Linked DNA regions of Homo sapiens: region 2 is linked to region 1. The links are chromatin loops, found by intact Hi-C in ENCODE. Cell type or tissue: B cell. All regions are shown on one strand. Each heading gives the region's core, and the rest is flanking DNA. Links, peaks and the distances in the headings are about the cores only.

What was found. Peaks named below come from ENCODE experiments on the same cell type or tissue, not always from the same donor. Only the 100,000 strongest peaks of a DNase experiment are listed, where the experiment ranks them.
Region 2: a loop joins it to region 1, with 6 times the contacts of the local background. A loop is called at or near these places in 3 of 110 quality-filtered maps.

Annotation. Positions count from the first base shown.
Region 1 is chr18:55,588,724-55,591,223 of GRCh38, reverse strand. LOC105372126 (a long non-coding RNA gene) reads right to left here and starts at 1,325. Exons shown (of 3, transcript XR_935479.3): 1 at 1,249-1,325. It also overlaps a transcript of TCF4 not described here. RefSeq lists an enhancer at 1,218-1,447. In B cell, for the core only: no CTCF peak of the experiment used is centred there; a DNase peak (open chromatin) is centred at 1,293; H3K4me3 peaks cover 1,868 bases; H3K27ac peaks cover 1,841 bases.
Region 2 is chr18:56,244,781-56,253,409 of GRCh38, reverse strand. No RefSeq gene overlaps it. Among named protein-coding and RNA genes, the nearest start is that of LINC03069, 58 kb to the right of the region's middle. RefSeq lists a silencer at 4,390-4,439 and an enhancer at 4,570-4,709. In B cell, for the core only: no CTCF peak of the experiment used is centred there; a DNase peak (open chromatin) is centred at 4,609; H3K4me3 peaks cover 544 bases; H3K27ac peaks cover 1,099 bases.

The DNA.
Region 1 (2,500 bases), core at 1-2,500:
GAGATGAGAACACCGAATGGGGATGGAAGACAGGAATCTTCACCATGTGTGAATGTACAGGAAACAACCAATAAATGCCTTAATTCTTGTTCTGTAAAAACTTACATGTAAGTAAAAGATCGCCGAAATTGATCTGAACTCTGTTACTGCCACAAACTTTTATCAGCAAATGGAGATTAGGATGTTCCCACTGCCAGATGGTATATAGGAATATGGTTGAATGTGGACTGTTATCACAGACTGTCTGGTTTCAAAGGTGGGCTCTGTCACTCAATATAGTTGTGTGACTTAGTTAAGTTTGTACCACTTACAAAACTTCTTCCTTGGGTCAAGCTACTCAATTTTACTTGCTTCTGTTGCCCAATATACAAATTACAGTAGTAATACATACTCCATAGGGTTATTCTTAGGCTTAAAGTAGCCAGTATTTGTGAAGTTATAGGAACACTGTTTAGCATATAGTAAACACATGTGTTATCTGTCATTATTATTACTTGCTTTTCTGTTGCAAAGACTAAAAGCTATTGTTTTGGAGTAGGGAAATTTCCATTTAAAATTCCATTGGCTAGGTTAGCGGTATCAGTTGATTTAGCAAGGAATTAAGAGATGAAAAGGAATTATTTCTTTCGTGGTGGCTTCATCTTTATCTGTATCCACTATAAAATTCGTAAAGTGGGCGTTATTTGCTTTACACAGACCAGAAAACAGGCTACAGAAGGTAACTGCTTGGCCAGAAATGGGTTGAGTCAGTCGTGGCTTATGGCACAAACTACATTTGAGTCTACAAAGCAATAGATGAAGGTCTTCGCCAAGTGAAGACTTTTTGGACTTGGAAAGTTCACACACTTCCAGCGCTCTATAAGAAGATAGGGTGGGGGAGTTGGAGGAGAGGACCCACATCCCTCTTCCAGCCTAGGACCAACTTGGCCCAGAGGCCTTTTCCCATGCCGCCCAAGGCTCGCTGAGAAATCTGGCTCCACACAGTGGGAGAACCCAGGGTCAGGCTTACTGTGAGTGAGGCCGGCCCAGTCTTTCCCGAGCCTTCCTCAGGGAGACCTGGGGGTATCTCACTTCCCTGCGGAAGTCTGTGGAGTTTAATTTGTAAATTTGTGCCGAAACTACACTTTTGTGTCAAAGAGCAAGGACGGCCAAGAAGCGGCAACACGAATAAGAGCGCAGGGAAATGGGGCCTGCGAACGACCTCGGCCTCGGGAACTCCCACAGTGCCGCCCCACGCGCGACGCCTACCCGAGAACAGCCACCCGCCTCCGCTCCCGGAGGAGGCGTGGTCGACCAGCACCGCCATCTTGGCCGCCTCTCTAGGCGCTCTGTTTACCACTCTATGGTCGCCTGCTCCCGCCCCGCCCCTTCCCAGTCATTGTCTGGAGGAGCAGCCGCGGCCGCAGCTCCTTCTCTTTATAAGCCCGCAGTTCCCGGATGTGAATGGATTACAATGTATCTTTCAGGGAAACCTATTATTATCAATGTGACTCCACGGGGGAGTCCATGGTGATGATGATGAGGAGGAGGATGATGATGATGAGACACCTCTAAACTTGGAACAAGTTTAAGACTTTATGAGAGAAGAAAAAAAATCACCAACAAGAATTGTTTGAGGAAAAATTATAACTATCCTGTGTTCATTTTTTTTTTTATAAACAATAAGAAAAAGTTGTTGGATTTTTTTTTAATGATTTCTTTTTTGGGGGAGGGAATTTTGTTGCAGTTTTATGGTGGAAAATGCAAAAACCAGAGCCAGGTGCATAATCTTGTAATCTGTGGATATCCCTGGAGCAGGACTGAGTACCAGTTAAAATACTTTTTGGGGATACACATGTGAGATACTAAGTACTTGCAGAAGATTTTTGTCTCTCTTTTTAAAGTCTCTTTCCTTGGAATATTGTGAGAATATTTGTGGCCATTTAAGGTAACGTTTCAATTTGCCGTCAGAGTAAACTGTTTGTAATTGAATTTAATTTTTAAAATGTCGATCCCGATGTTTTATTAAAACAAAAGGGACAACCTATTAAATAATTGCCAATGGGAAAAAGTGTGTGCATGCATTTTGTGTATGTACTCGCACATCTAGCAATACCAGGATTTGTAGAATGTGTGTTTTTTTTTTCAAACACACGTTAAAATAGCTTATGTTGCATATACCGGATAAAGCACGCTTGTTATTACGAAACGATAGAATTATGAAGCTTAAATTTTATCCTAAAAAGTGATGTGAAAAAGTATGTTTTAAGAGCATGCAGGGCCTATAATGGTAAATGTTGAATTAAAAACTTACAGTGCTGGCGAACAGGGACTTAGCGTGCCTAGGAACTCAAGTGCAAAAACAAAACAACATCCACCCCCAAAAATTGCCCTTTTTTTTTTTCGAAGTTTGCAGTTATACTATTCTGTGACTTAAAAGGGAGGGGAAAGAAAGTATGCAATTCAGATTTCGCCCCCAACGCAAAACTACCGAAACGAAAATCTCCCCAGGAAAATGTGG
Region 2 (8,629 bases), core at 3,586-6,085, 660 kb before region 1:
ATTACCTATGCCACTCCAGTCCTCAGACATGAACTTTATTTAGGCAAGAAAAGGAAGGAGAATAAAAGGGACCAGACAGAAAGGTGACCGGGCTCTTGTACAAGTTCTGCTGCTCATTTTCAACTGGGCCCATCTGTCTGACCCTTACCACCATGGCATTCTCATTCTTTGTACTCATACCTGTTCTGCGTAATCTGTGCACTCTTCTAAGACTTGGATATGATATATCACGCTGTATTAAAATAATACTGGTGAGACAGGGTAGGGGGATGGTTTTAAAGTAATGAGCTTTAAAAATGAGCTTTGGAGCCAGCAGGCCTGGATTCAAGTTCCAATTACACTCCCCCTAGCTGATAACCTTGGGCATGTTACTACAATAGGGGTTAGAAGAGGCTTATAGTGAGAATTAAATCTGAAAATGCACTGAAAGCTTCAGAATAGTAACTGGACTCAGAATGTGCCCTTAAAAAATGGAATTTATCTCCATCTTGTTCTCCTCTTCTTTCCCTTTTTTTTTTTTTAATAATATGCCCTAAGGATTAAGGTGGGACAAGGAACTTCCCATTTTTCTCTGCAGCCACCCACTCCTTTGGGATTTTTATTTGGAAAGAGGACAAAGAGCAAAAAGAGAAGCCCAAAAGAGAAACAGAATGTGAGCATGACATTCCTAATGCCTTTGGTGGCTTCTCATTGTTCTCAGGATAAAGACAAAATTTTTTGCCCCTGCTTTCATGACCCTGTGTGGCCTGGCCCTGCCAACCTTTTCTGTGCTATGTTTTTTGATTGCTACCCAACAAATTACCACAAACTTTGCAGCTTAAAACAACACCCATTTATTAGCTTCACAGTAGGTCAGAAGTGCAGGCGTGGCATGGCTGGCTGCTCTGTTTAGGGTATCACAAAGCTGAATCAAGGAACTGACCAGCCTGAATTCTCATCTGTAGGCTCTGAGAAAAGAATCCACTTTAATTACAGATTGAATTATGCCCCCACCTCAAATTCATATGTTGAAGTCATAACCCCGAAGACCTCAGAATGTGACCTTATTTGGAGATATGGTCTTTGTAGAGGCCATCAAGTTAAAATGAGTTCATCAAATGAGCTCCAATCCAACATGACTGGTCCTTACAAAACGGGCAAATTATGACACAAATTCCTAAATGCTTAGAGGGTAGATGATGTGAAGAGACAGATTATGATGAGATGATATAGACTATCTGCAAGCCAAGGAGAAAGTCCTGGAAAAGACACTTCCCTCTTTTAAGGGCAAAAAGTCCTGCCAACCATTCAATCTCAGACTTCTAGCTTTCAAAACAATGAGAATAAATTTCAGTTGTTTAAGCCATCCAGTCTGTGGTGCCTTGGTACGGCAGCCTTAAGAAATGGATACACAAAGTCATTCTTCTATTCAGAATGCAGTTTCTTGCATTCTTGCACTTGTAGGGCTGAAAACTCCCATTTCCTTGCTGGCTGCCAACTGGGGTCTCTCTCGGCTGTGAGAGGTGGCCCATATTTCTTGCCAGGCGGTTCCTTCCATCTTTAAGCCAGAAACCATTTGAATCTTCTTGTCCTCAGAATCTTTGACTTCCTCAGCCTCTGACTTCTAGACTCAGATTTAAAGGCTTTTGGGATGATGTCAGAACTACCTGGATAGTCTTTCCTTCTAAATGCTCACTGTGTCATATCATATATGACCTAACCTCGGGAGTAAAATCCGTCATATTCACAGTCCCAGAAACTGGGGACCTAGGGGGATATTATAATTCTTTTTTTTTTTTTTTTTTTTTTTGAGACAGAACTTTGCACTGTCACCCTGGCTGTAGTGCAGTGGCGCAGTCTCAGCTCACTGCAAACTCTGCCTCCCGAGGTTCAAGCAATTCTCCTGCCTCAGCCTCCTGAGTAGCTGGGATTATAGGTGAGTGCCACCACACCCGGCTAATTTATGTATTTTTAGTAGAGACAGTGTTTTGCCATGTTAGCCAGGCTGATCTCCAACTCCTGGCCTCAAGCAATCCCCCCACCTCAGCCTCCCAAAGTGCTGGGATTACAGGCATGAGCCACGGAGCCTGGCAGGATCTTAGAATTTTGCCTACCACCAGGGCATTTCAAATTCTGGGGTTCTTCATGCTTCCTCCTAGCACAGCACTTGGTGTTTGCTGTTCCCTTTCTAGGGACACTCTTCATCCCTCCCCACACCTCCCTTGATCAACTTCTATTCCTACTCCAGATCATGGTATGTTCATATATTTGCCCAGATATACAATGCTGTCCTCTAGAGAACTAATCACAGTTATCACTTTAGAGTTTACATTTTTTGATTGCTATTTGGTTCATTTCTATCACATCCATCCACACTGTAAAGCCTTGAGAGCAAGGATGGTGTCTGATCATGAACACCACTGTATCTTCTCCCTGCACAGTGCCTCACACTCAACACATATCTATTGAATAGATGAATCATAAGCACACTCCCCACCTTATTCTTTCAGTCTCCTGCACATGTTGAAACAATCAGGTACCAAGGTGGGATAGGTAGGAGATTCTATTTTCAGAGCCGAGTAGAAGCTCCCTGAGTAAGAATTTGATATGGATCAAATGACTTGACTCCCCATATTAATTTGCAAGTTGCTACCTGAACATATTTGCTTTAATTCTTAGGCTCAAGGTGCTGAAATTATAACATCATTACTTAAATAGGCTGCCATTATTGCTCCTGACAACTTACGCCACTTCCAGTGGCTTTGCAGGAATGGGATAAAGGGCAGACATTTTAAGGACAGATATTTTCAATGAAAGCAGAGACAAGGAAGAATGTGTCCCAGAAGCCTGTCTGGAAGGGACACCATACTGTGGGTTTGAGGTAGCCAAGAAGGCACCTAGATGACATCGGTGTCAGATAGAAAGAGACAGTGCTTCCTTCTAGGACTCTGCTGCTTTCCAGCTCTGTTGAAGCACCAGCTGCACTGGTTTGTTGAAATTCAGTAATGGGTTAAACCGTGATGAGACAACAGCTTGTGCTGCTTTGCCTTCCTCTCCACCGTGGCTGCTTGGTGGAGACACAGAGAGTGGGGGCAATGAAGGTGATGGAGGAAAATGTCTCTCTTCTCTGAAGCATCGAAACAGCTCCCTTAATGGCCTCTTACGTCTGGGTCCCAAGGTTTTCATTCAAAATGATAATAAAAGGACACCTCAAACCTACAGGGAAAACCCATTCACATAGAGCAGCTTCGAGACGAGCCTCTGGAGTCACCAAGCTGAAAAGAACCTGATTAATGACAGCACCTGAGATAAGTGGCACTTTCACCAACCTTAACTGTTGATGTATGATGACATAATGTCCCCTCCAATTAATGACAAGGATATAAAACACCTGTATTTAGCAGAGCAGATGCTGCTTTTATGGTTAGATGCGCAGATGAAATTGACTTCTAAAGGACCATCTATAACTTACTTCCCTATTATTTGTTTCTACATTTGTTTCGTTATGTATGTTGTAGGTGCAGGAGGAAATTTAACCCTGGATTTCACACCTGCACAGCCAAAAGGTATATGCTTATTGTAATTTACTTAAAGACAACTTACATCCCACCATCAAGCAGGTTGGCGATGGTGATCTCCTTCATTTACTGAGGACCTTTCATACTGTGTGAACCTCACTTTATATATATATGATATATATGATATATACGTAATATATATAAAGGTAAGCAATACCTTTAATCAGTCAGTTGATCCATCCATCCATCAACCAAAGTATACTGAAACCACCTGTTTAAATCCTCTGTAAGGTAAGCACAGTGTAAGTAGTTTTAAAAATTAAAACGGTTATTGCATACTAAACATATGCAATGTGATGGATTAGGTGTTTTGGGGTTGTCAAGGATTTCTTTATGGAATTATAATTGATGAAAGGGAACAAGACATATAAACATGGTGGTAAATGCTAAATCTTAGGGAGAGCCACAGATAGTGGGCATCCGAAGAGCTCAGGGAAAGGAGAGAGCCACATGGGCTGAGGTTGGTGGGGAAAGTGCACAGAATAGTTGGGATAGAAGAAGAGACCATGTAAATAGCTATCAAAGGAAGAGAGGCCAGATCAGGTGGGAGATTATACTTTTGAAGCAAAGGCAAAGGGAATACACAGGTCAAGGCAGAGTCTGGAGCCAATGAGAAAACCACTGTGTACAAAGTGTACATAGGACAAATAATAGATCAAAGAGAGAGATTGGGTCAGGATTATTAACAGCATTGAAGACCGATTTCATTTCCTTTAAATGTTGATTTGGGAATCATCCCTAAGGATAGGGTAAAATATGGGGAATCTCATATTCCCCAGTGAGGCTTCCACTACCACTGTGCTGAGTTAGGTCCTAGCATGCTTGGGTGTGGACTCTTATGGCTCCCTCTGGGGTTTCTGAGGCCAGAAAGGACACTAGTGTCAGGGCTACTGCCCAGGGGATGAGGCCCAGAAGCATCCTTTCTTCTGTGTCTTCCCCCACTCTTCCCCCTGCCCCCCTCCACCCCCACCCCAGGTCTTGGGCAGCTTTCTCCTCTCTCCCTTGCTGTGGCAGGTGGCCTTCACCAGTTCTGCTTTCACTTTTGGGGCAAACGTTCTGTCTCTTTCACTTTCTTTTGTGCCTTGCTGGCAGGTGTAGCCATTCTAACATGGCAGGGTGGTCTCTGAGTCGGAGGCAGGCCACACAGGCAACTGGGGCTGACAATCTGAGGTCAAACTTCTCTTAATGAATTTGGAGATAGAATGTAAATCCCTTAAGAGCAGGCCTCTGTTTTTTTCATCGCTATATCCCTAGCACCTGTGCCTGGTGCATAGTGTATTTAATACACATTTGTGGAATAAAAAAAGAAAGTGTCATTTAGCATTGCTTTCTTTTTCCCACATATATTTTCTTTAGGGACCTGGACAGTTGGTTGGGGGCAACATTGGCTGTTTGGGGCCCCCATGCCCCAGACTTCTCTGTTTCTACCTGTGAATACCTGTTAATAGTTATTGGCACTCAATTTTAATACCCCCAACAGTAGCCACTAACATTTGGCAACTAGCTTTTCCTTTGCTTTTCGTAGAGAAGCTATTTTTGGTGTCAGCAGAGCCCCCAAGGATAGTTTAAATTTCCTATGCCCAGCTACCTTAAGATTCCAGTCTGAGGAGAGAATCAGTAGAGGCCACGTGGGGACCCATTCTCATTTCAGCTTCGTGAAGAGAAAAGGTGCCTTTCCTGCTTTTCAAGATTATTTTCTCCATTTCACACCCACCTCTCTAACTTGACCAGACTCATATTTTATCCATGATCCATTCTCTCTCTGTCTGGTGTTTTCTACCTCTCACTATCAACAGATTACTTCTTTGGAAACTATAGACATGTTTTTCTTATCTTTAAAAAAATCTGTCTTCCTCTTTGTGTTCCAGTTGTTGCCATTGTCCCTTTCCGCTTTCCTTTATAGTCTAGTTTCTTGGGACACACACACACACACACACACACACACACACGCATTTATAGCCTTGACTTCCTCACTCTCATCTCATGGCTTCCTAATGCCTTCCTAGGTGACCAGCTTGGGACTGGCCTTACACTTTCTGGTATCCCACATTGCATTAGAGACCCTTTGTGCTGTCATAGGTCCCAGCTCTTTGTGCTGGTTCATCTTGTGCAGCTATTGAATGGGATTCTAGGAATCATTATCATGTCTATCACCTATTTGTCTATTAAAATGATATTGAAAGAATTGGGCCCATGAGAAGTTTTCTTGTTGCCCTAATAGTTGTATTTTCACAGAAAGCTTCTTCTTTTAGGAAAAGGGCAAACCATGGCTCCATGCTGTCTTATGTAATCTTAGCAGGAGTTTAAGGCTTGGGAATGTTCTGAGGGGATGAATAGGTAATAGAGGATTCTCTATGCCCCACTGGTTATCCAAGAATTATAGACTAGAATCGCACTCTACACAACTCGAAGGAACCTCAGAGACCATCTAGTTACATGAGGAAATTAAGGCCTGGAGGCTGGGATGTGGGCAGAGAAAGTGTAGTGTGGTAATCAAGACTATGTCTTTTGAACCTGAATTCCTGGGTTTAAATCCCATCTCTGCTATTGAAGGGCCAGTTGCTTTGCCTCTGTATGTTCAAGTTTCCTCATCTGTAAAATAGAGCAATAATAGCAGCTATTCCATGGGGCTGTTGCGCAGATTAAGCAGTTAATACTTGCAAGGCTCTTGGAATAGTGCCTGGCAAATAATAAACATGTATGTAAGTGCTACTTCCTAGTATTAGTTAAACAATCATTTGTTGACAACCCACTGCATGCCAGAAACTGTACTGGGTGCTGGGATAAGAAAATGATGAAGTCACATAAATGATGTGTGTAAGTTCCTGAGGGAGAAGAGTCAGGACACACAGTGGGGTGTGGGATCTCCTCACTGCTGCCGTTAACTTCCACATAATCTTGACAAGGTGGTCATGTGTTCTGTTGTTCCAAGTGTTAGAATGAGGAGAACTCATCCAGGTGTCCATGAGCAAGCATTGTCTGCAGACATTTCTGTTTGCACATTTAGGAAAAGAGGAGATGCCCAGCACTTTGTGAGGCCGAGGTGGGCAGATCATGAGGTCAGGAGTTCAAGACCAGCCAGGCCAACATGGTGAAACCCCCCCTCTACTAAAAATACAAAAGTAAGCTGGGCAAGGTGGTGCATGCCTGTAATCCCAGCTACTTGGGAGGCTGAGGCAGGAGAATTGCTTGAACTGGGACCCGGGAGGTGGAGGTTGCAGTGAGCCGAGATCATGCCACTGTGCTCCAGCCTGGGCTACACAGCGGGACTCTGTCTCAAAAAAAAAAAAAAAAAAAAGAGATAAATTAAGATGCCATTCAGTAGAACACTTCTAAAAGAAATGGAATGTACATGGCTTGGCCAATGGAAATAATGACGTTTTTGCCTGAAGCCATAAGTTTGTTTGTCCTTTTTCTTTGTCATGGGTATGTTTAGTCTTCAAACTGGCTTTTAAGGATGAGTTTATTATTTCTAAGAGAAGAGCAGTATTTTCTTGACCAAACAGAGGTGGCACTTCCATGAGCCAAGCCTTTAGTTCAGTTTAGTTGGAAGTGAGTTACTCAGCTTTTGATCTGTTGTATTTGTTTGAGTATTTATTTTATGTACTGATTTATTTTTAATGGCAGAGATATATGGAAGTTGTCTCCTAAGCAGAAAATAAACAAATGCCCACTCAGAGATTTGTGCTCATAACAGAATTTTTGGTCTGTGAATTGGGTCCTGAGAGATTAAAGACAGCTGGTGCATACCGCAGCCGCCACGAAGCACTGTGTTTCTGGGGAAGTGTGTTGAATGAAATCTAAACAATGCTAACTGGTCACAGACACTAATTAAGAAGTATGCCAGTAGCTGTGGGCTGCTCAAATAAAACACTATCTTTTCTTCACTCTGTTGACATAGAGATACAAATAAGGTTCCAGAAAGATTGGAAAGGAGAGAGTGTGGGGACTGTAATCTTGTCTTTCCGGTATGTTTGCCAAAATCAGATAACACTGAGAAGGAACTGGTTCAAAAACACCAAAACGCATTGTTAAATGAGGGCTGCATTGTGTTTTCCTTAAGAAAAAAAAAGTCATAGAGCTCAAATCTTTCAAATTCTCACTTCTTTACCATCATAATTTTGTATTAATTAGAAAGAAAATAGTTTTACCAAGAGTTATTTGCCATGGCTTATGTATAGTTTTACAGGTGATTTATTGTGAAAAAGAAACACTTTAAAGAAATCTGTGATAAGATAAATCTCTGCAGATTATTTCATAAAGTGGTGAAATGAATTTAAGAACAATTCTGGGTTGTTTTTTTTTTTCTTTTTTTGAGACAGAGTTTTGTTCTTGTTGCCCATGCTGGAGTGCAATGGCGTGACCCTGGCTCACCACAACCTCTGCCTCTCGGGTTCAAGCGATTCTTCTGCCTCAGGCTCCTGAGTAGCTGGGATAACAGGCATGCGCCACCACGCCCAGCTAATTTTGTACTTTTAGTAGAGACAGGGTTTCTCCATGTTGGTCAGGCTGGTCTCGAACTCCCAACCTCAGGTGATCCACCCACCTCAGCCTCCCAAAGTGCTAGGATTACAGGCGTGAGCCACCGCGACTGGCCGAACAATTCTGTTTTAAAGATGTTACCCATTAGTAAAACATTGTAGGAAAATTCATTTCAGGAAGCCTAAGGTGTCCTTGAAGGCTGAGAGTTTCTCCCTGGACACTTGGGTAGGGAGATTTGTGTCAATTTGTCTAACTCTAAGAGTTAAGAGTGCTGTTTCGTCACATGGATACATTGCATAATGGCAAAGTCTGGACTTTTAATGTAACCATCACCTGAATAATGTACATTGTGCCCATGAAGTAATTTCTCATCCTTCACTCCCCTCCCATCCTCCTACCCTGCTGAGTCTCCAGTGTCTATTATTCCACACTGTATGTCCATGTGTACATATTATTTAGCACCCACTTATAAGTGAAAACATGCGGTATTTGATTTTCTGTTTCGAAGTTGTTTCACTTAAGATATTGGCCTCCAGTTCCATCCATGCTGCTGCAAAAGACATGATTTCATTCTTTTTTATGGTTTACAG